Regions from separate parts of the Homo sapiens genome. Here region 1 is linked to region 2. Evidence: chromatin loops called from intact Hi-C (ENCODE). Cell type or tissue: ascending aorta. All regions are shown on one strand. Links, peaks and the distances in the headings refer to the core of each region. The heading gives the core; the rest is flanking DNA. Region 1 overlaps TRDMT1 (tRNA aspartic acid methyltransferase 1). Region 2 overlaps VIM-AS1 (VIM antisense RNA 1).

Region 1 (2,805 bases), core at 8-2,507, 63 kb before region 2:
CCTCAGAAGGAAAGAAAGGTTTGAAAACAAATAAGTAAGATTCGTACAAATTATATCTATGTGTGTGTGCATGTGTGTGTGTGTGCGTGCATCTGTGCATATTTCTTTAAATCTAAATTATTAGGTTGGTGCAAAAGCATTGCAGTTTTTGCCACTGAAAGTAAAGCATCTGTGCATATTTCTTTAAATCTAAACTATTAGGTTGGCACAAAAGTAATTGAAGTTTTTGCCACTGAAAGTGATGGCAAATTACTTTTCTACCAATCTAACAATTTGTGAAAAAAATGACATAATTTTTTAAGTTAAAAGACAACTTTTAAAAAACTTAGATACATTAAAAATAACAATAATAATCCTCAAAAACAAAGAAACATGGGATGAACAAGGTCAAGATATCAGCTTTCACCCGTAAGGACAGGTTAGTGTTTTTCTTCAAAAGCCCGCTACCGCAGAATACACACCACCAGTCACAGAACCAGGACAGAGGGTTTGGAAGGATCAATGCAGATCCATCATTGCCAGTAGACAAACAGCTCAAACAATGCCCATTTTTGGACCCAGGGTCAATAATGTTGGAAACACACATGAGGGACAGTTGTGTCACGGTGCTGCTCAGTGGTGACATCAGGGTAAGCTCAACTCCAAAAACATATCACGTATTTTAGAAGGAGGTTCAGTAATTTCAAAGGCTGTTTTTCTAAGTATTATACATATATATTCAAAGAGCTTTGAAAAATTCTATTTCACCAACTTAAAATTTTAAAAAATGAGAAAAATATTTATGAAATAAAGATTATAAAAGTAAATACATGGCTCATTCTAAAAATGAAAGCTAAAACAAATTTTACATTATGTCTCAGATATTAGATAAGAATTTCATAAACATTGACTCATTTAACTATCACAATAACTCTATGAAGCAGGAGTTATGATCATCCTCATTTTACAGAGAAGTAAACTAAAGAAGGGAACGGTTAAGGTGGGGCTGGGATATGAAATCATTCAGTCTGACTCTGGGCTCTGTGCTCCTTACCAAGGTTCAGTATTACCAAAGTGACTACTGCCCTTTGAAAACAAAAAAGCACTGAAGAAAAGCTGAGGAATTCATTTTAATTGAATAGTTAATCTCTTTTCTGTCTTCAAGAGTATGTCTGATTGCTCATCTGAAAAAAGGAAAAAAAAATAGTAGCTAGGAAAGCAGACTAGGAATGAGAATTCTTAAGTCTAATTCTCAGCTCTTCTATTTGTTTTGTAATGCTGTCACTCGTTTTGTGACATAAACTACAAGGAAAGTTTGTGTTTTTCTTAAACAACACTCCCCAGGATATTTGGGACAAAAATGAGATCACCAAGAAAGAGGCAGGGAGTACAAAATAAAACTGGTTGCTGCGACTACACTCAGAGAATCAATTACCAAGAGAGTAGTCAAATTATATTGGCAGTTTGTTCCCTATGTACAAAATGGTTGTGTTCCAAAACCTCAGCTTAAATCCATTATTTAGAATTTGAAACACGATCTATTAAACCCATTATTTATTTGAGGGATAGTGCCATATTAATATTACAAAAGTATTGGACTTAACAAAGTTTGACTTTTCTGCATTCAAACTCTCAAGAGTCCTCAAAAGCACATTTCCTCCTTCTCTAGCCAGGGAAGCATTCGAGGGACGTGAGTCTTCCTCCCAGCCCATCAGCCAGGTACTGGGAGCATGCCCACCCCAGGCCTAAGAAACCCACAGCCTCCTCAGAGCTGAGAGCACTGGCCCCGGTAGTGGGATCAGGGAGATGGGCTGGGGCATCTCTGAGAAGGCCAAAGCAGTGTGTCCAATCTCTTCAGAGCACCAATCCCTGGACTTCTTGGACTGCCAATGGAATTAGGCCTTTGACTTTCTCACTCTACAACTAAATCTTCCCATTTGTTCTTGAGATTCCTTGCTGTAGATCCCCAATCTTTCATTAACTCTGTGTCAATTCATCTCCTGTGTCAATTTCATCTTCTGAGTCCCCCTTTCATTCCATTATGAAAGCTCCTTCCTAGACAGCCTCTCCACCTCCTCTTTCTCCACCTACCCCTTGTAGGGAAGGATAGGGGCACACAGCTGACACAGGTGTATCTCTGAGGAGAATAAATACCAATACACCCCCACCCTTCGAAAATAATCCCTCAACTGCCTTTTAATTTATAAAAAGCCAATCGAAAGCATTCTTTCACAAGCTCTAGTGTGGGGTGATTAGGAGAGGACCTCTGGAAAAGAAAATAAGCTGGAAAGGGGATGCTATGCACAGCCATCTGTGGAAAGAGGCAAGGAGTTGCCAATGTGACCCTTCTAGCCATGCCAACCTCTGTGACCCACTACTGGAGTTAGAGAGGGGGAGAATGAGTCAGTAGAGAACCGAATGAGGCAGTTATGAGGGGAAAGAGGGCAGAAAGATGCCATAAATGGCATGATCAGGAAAGGAAAGAGGTTTCTTGAGCCCATTTGTTTAGGCAAGTCCTAGACACACAAGTCCCTAAAGATTTTTGAGAGTTTTAATACATGAAAGCTGAATTCTGCACGTATCCCACATACCGAACTCTGGAGGAAATCCAAGGAGATTTGCTATTTCTTTAGGAGTGAAATATCGCAGTTTAAGTATTAACAGCTTTGTTATCTGTTCTTCTTGTGACAAATTGGTAAGGGATTTGTAGATATTCTCAACCTGTAAGAAAATACCCAAGATAACTAAAAAAGTAATGTGCAACTAGATTTAAGATCTCCTGCTGTGAGATAGTTGAAACTCGATGGACATACAGTCTGCTGTAAC
Region 2 (2,805 bases), core at 21-2,520:
TCCCACTTCAGCATCTTGAAGTGCTAAAATTATAGGCATGAGCCACCAGACTTGCTTTCTTTAATAAAACAGAGCTCTCAAAAAAATGGATCTCCCCCATCTCATGAGAAAATTGAAACATTCCACTGAAGGAGAATTAACAGAAAAGTAAACATAGCTACTTTTTGTAATCAGAAAACTTGCTGATGTATACTCTTATTCCAAACCCCTGGATGATGTCATTATGTCAACAGTCCTTTAGGATTCCTCAACCCAGACATAAAATAACAGTCAGAGCACTAGCATATCCAAAAATGGTATTGCTTTATTTTTTAAAAATATATTTCTTTTTTGAAATATCAATCGAATCAATTTTATTCTCACAACAATCCTGAGTAAATATTTTTAAAAAATATATTTTTTGAGGAAACAGATTAAAAGCTTTAAAAAATGTGATTCACTGAAAATCAAATAGTGAATACATGATAGAGTCAGCACTAAAAAGGCAGATATATCAAAGAGAGACTGAAATAAGCAACTCATTTTTTGCATCGACTTCGAAACACCTCTTTACCATCAGTGTTTGTAATAATCATTCTTGATCTTTATACTTCACATTTCTTGGTAATCCAAATGCTTCATAAATTCTCTTACACATCCTGAATCTCTTGCTTCATTCAGCGAGATAATTCCTGGTGAGCAGGAATGCATATGGTTTTCAGATGTAGAAACTGGGATCTCCAGAGACAAACAAGTTGGCCATGGCAATGGGATACAATAATCTTATAGGATTTTACAAACCTGATTTGAAGTTTTGTCCTAATATGGAAAGGTATGCCTTTTCTCACTAGAGAGATTATTCTAGAATTTTAGAGCCATACCAACATATTTCACGGTAACCTAGTGATCTGGATTGCCCCTCTCTGAGAAAGCAAAGATTCTGCAAGCAATTAGTCCTTCAAATCAAATTCCTGGCTTTTACAAACTGCTTCTCTTTTGAATTCCAAAAGTTAACTAATTCTTTTCTATCTATTCTTCATTTCCTCATAAGCGAACACTCACCAGTTTCCCCATTTTCCAACCCTATGGTTTTCTTATTCTACGTGGCCACAGACAGGAACAATTCACTAGCACAGTGGTTCTCAGAATCACCTGGTAAGTCTTGTAAAAACACAAATTGCTGGGCCCCACGTACTCCCAGAGTTTCACATTCAGTTGGTCTAAAGTGGGGCCTAACAGTTGGAATTTCTAACAAATTATCCGGTGATGCTGATGCTACAGGTCTGAGTAGCACATTTGGAAAATCACTTCACTAGTACACCCCCGACGTGTTGTCCTGATGGATCCTTCCAAAAAATTGTTCAGATGCCAAGGCTTGTGAATCGCACACATGGTACTCAATGCCTGGGCCTCACATCGAAGGCTTCTATATTGAGAAGAAAAGAAATATTTGTCATGACTCATTGCCTTTTTCAAGCTGTTCCAGCTACAAAATTAAAACCAGAAAAGGACTCAATTGAAAGCAAAATAAAAACAGCTCAAGTAACACTGTCCAAATTTTGAGACTTATGGCATGATTTCTGGAATTAGGACAAAAGGTATACTAGTGATTCAGGTAAATCCTTGGCTGACCACACTGGAAGCTGGCATCTCCAAGGCTCCCGACAAACCCTGGAACCCAAGCCAAGTTGCTCCTGCACTACCCCAGAAGCCAGCTCAGGTCCTTGGCTTGTGGCTTGCTTTTTCTGTCAACAGTAAGTTCTTCCATAAAGCTCTCCAAACACATTAGCAACCTATAACTCTTTTAATTAACTAATTTTTCTACAACTTCTCAGCTATTTTTAACACAGAAAAAAATGTCAATTGTCAAGAAATAAATGCTGTTGGGCCATCAAGCAGGTAGGCTGTAAATCTGAACCGAGAACCTAGCCAATGAATTTCCTTAGGATTTCTTCCTTTTGTAATAGCAACACTCAGTGGAGATTTTAATTCCATTTTTCATATATTTGGGGAAAAAATACGGCATTTTATGTCATAGCATAAAATTCTTCAGCATTCCATTTTAGTTATTAAATAATGACTAGTATTTGAAACAGCACTGTTACATTAAGTAAAAAAAAATTGGCAAGAAATGTCAACTTAGACATTTAATAAGATAATAGTTCTGCTTAGAAAATGAGGTGTTAGTTCTGCCTTTAACGTATCAACATATTGTAGGAAATACTGACCTTTTATTCTGATCACCACGAGTCCATTAAATTTCAAAATGTGGGACAGCCAATACATAATATACTACTAAGTAATAAATCTATGTCATCCAAAGGGAGCTTTGCTGTCTGAGTCCAAAAAAAAAGAAAACAGAAGCATAATGGTAAGGTTACTGAACACTCAGGTCTTGAAATAAGTCATTCTGTTATGAGCATGAGTCACCAAAACTACTTCCTTAGTGATAAAAGTTGCCTAAGTAACATCAATGCCTCCCTATGCTAAGAAGGATATGGGCAGTGTGTTGGGTTTCAGACCCACTAGTCATAGTCATTTCCTTTACTTAATTGCTAACTGCCCTTCCTGGCTGTAGTTTGGGGCCTGTGTTTTAGGTAGTAACCCAGCAACTAGTTATTATGCTATATTTTATCAAGGAGAACAAAACAGTAAATTTTGTATTTCCATGGATTTCAGAGTAAAAGTCAATGTTATTTCACCAAGGCCCTCTGACTTAAGGGAGTTATTGTGAAACTGTTCAACTAGGTCTCAATGTGGCCACATCATTATGCAAGACTCAAAGGCAAAATATTTAACAGAGAAAAGAGGAGCAGATTGGGAGCC

Evidence for each region. A loop is a pair of places that touch in the nucleus more often than their neighbours do. Peaks named below come from ENCODE experiments on the same cell type or tissue, not always from the same donor. Only the 100,000 strongest peaks of a DNase experiment are listed, where the experiment ranks them.
Region 1: a loop joins it to region 2, with 2.7 times the contacts of the local background. A loop is called at or near these places in 3 of 110 quality-filtered maps.

The regions. Positions count from the first base shown.
Region 1 is chr10:17,150,937-17,153,741 of GRCh38, forward strand. It overlaps TRDMT1 (tRNA aspartic acid methyltransferase 1), which reads right to left. Exons shown (of 11, transcript NM_004412.7): 10 at 2,571-2,700. Among named protein-coding and RNA genes, the nearest start is that of CUBN, 23 kb to the left of the region's middle. In ascending aorta, for the core only: no CTCF peak of the experiment used is centred there; no DNase peak of the experiment used is centred there; H3K4me3 peaks cover 834 bases; H3K27ac peaks cover 2,138 bases.
Region 2 is chr10:17,213,960-17,216,764 of GRCh38, forward strand. It overlaps VIM-AS1 (VIM antisense RNA 1), which reads right to left. Exons shown (of 3, transcript NR_108061.1): 2 at 2,208-2,315; 3 at 280-1,405. Among named protein-coding and RNA genes, the nearest start is that of VIM, 13 kb to the right of the region's middle. In ascending aorta, for the core only: no CTCF peak of the experiment used is centred there; DNase peaks (open chromatin) are centred at 1,342 and 1,658; H3K4me3 peaks cover 1,146 bases; H3K27ac peaks cover 2,500 bases.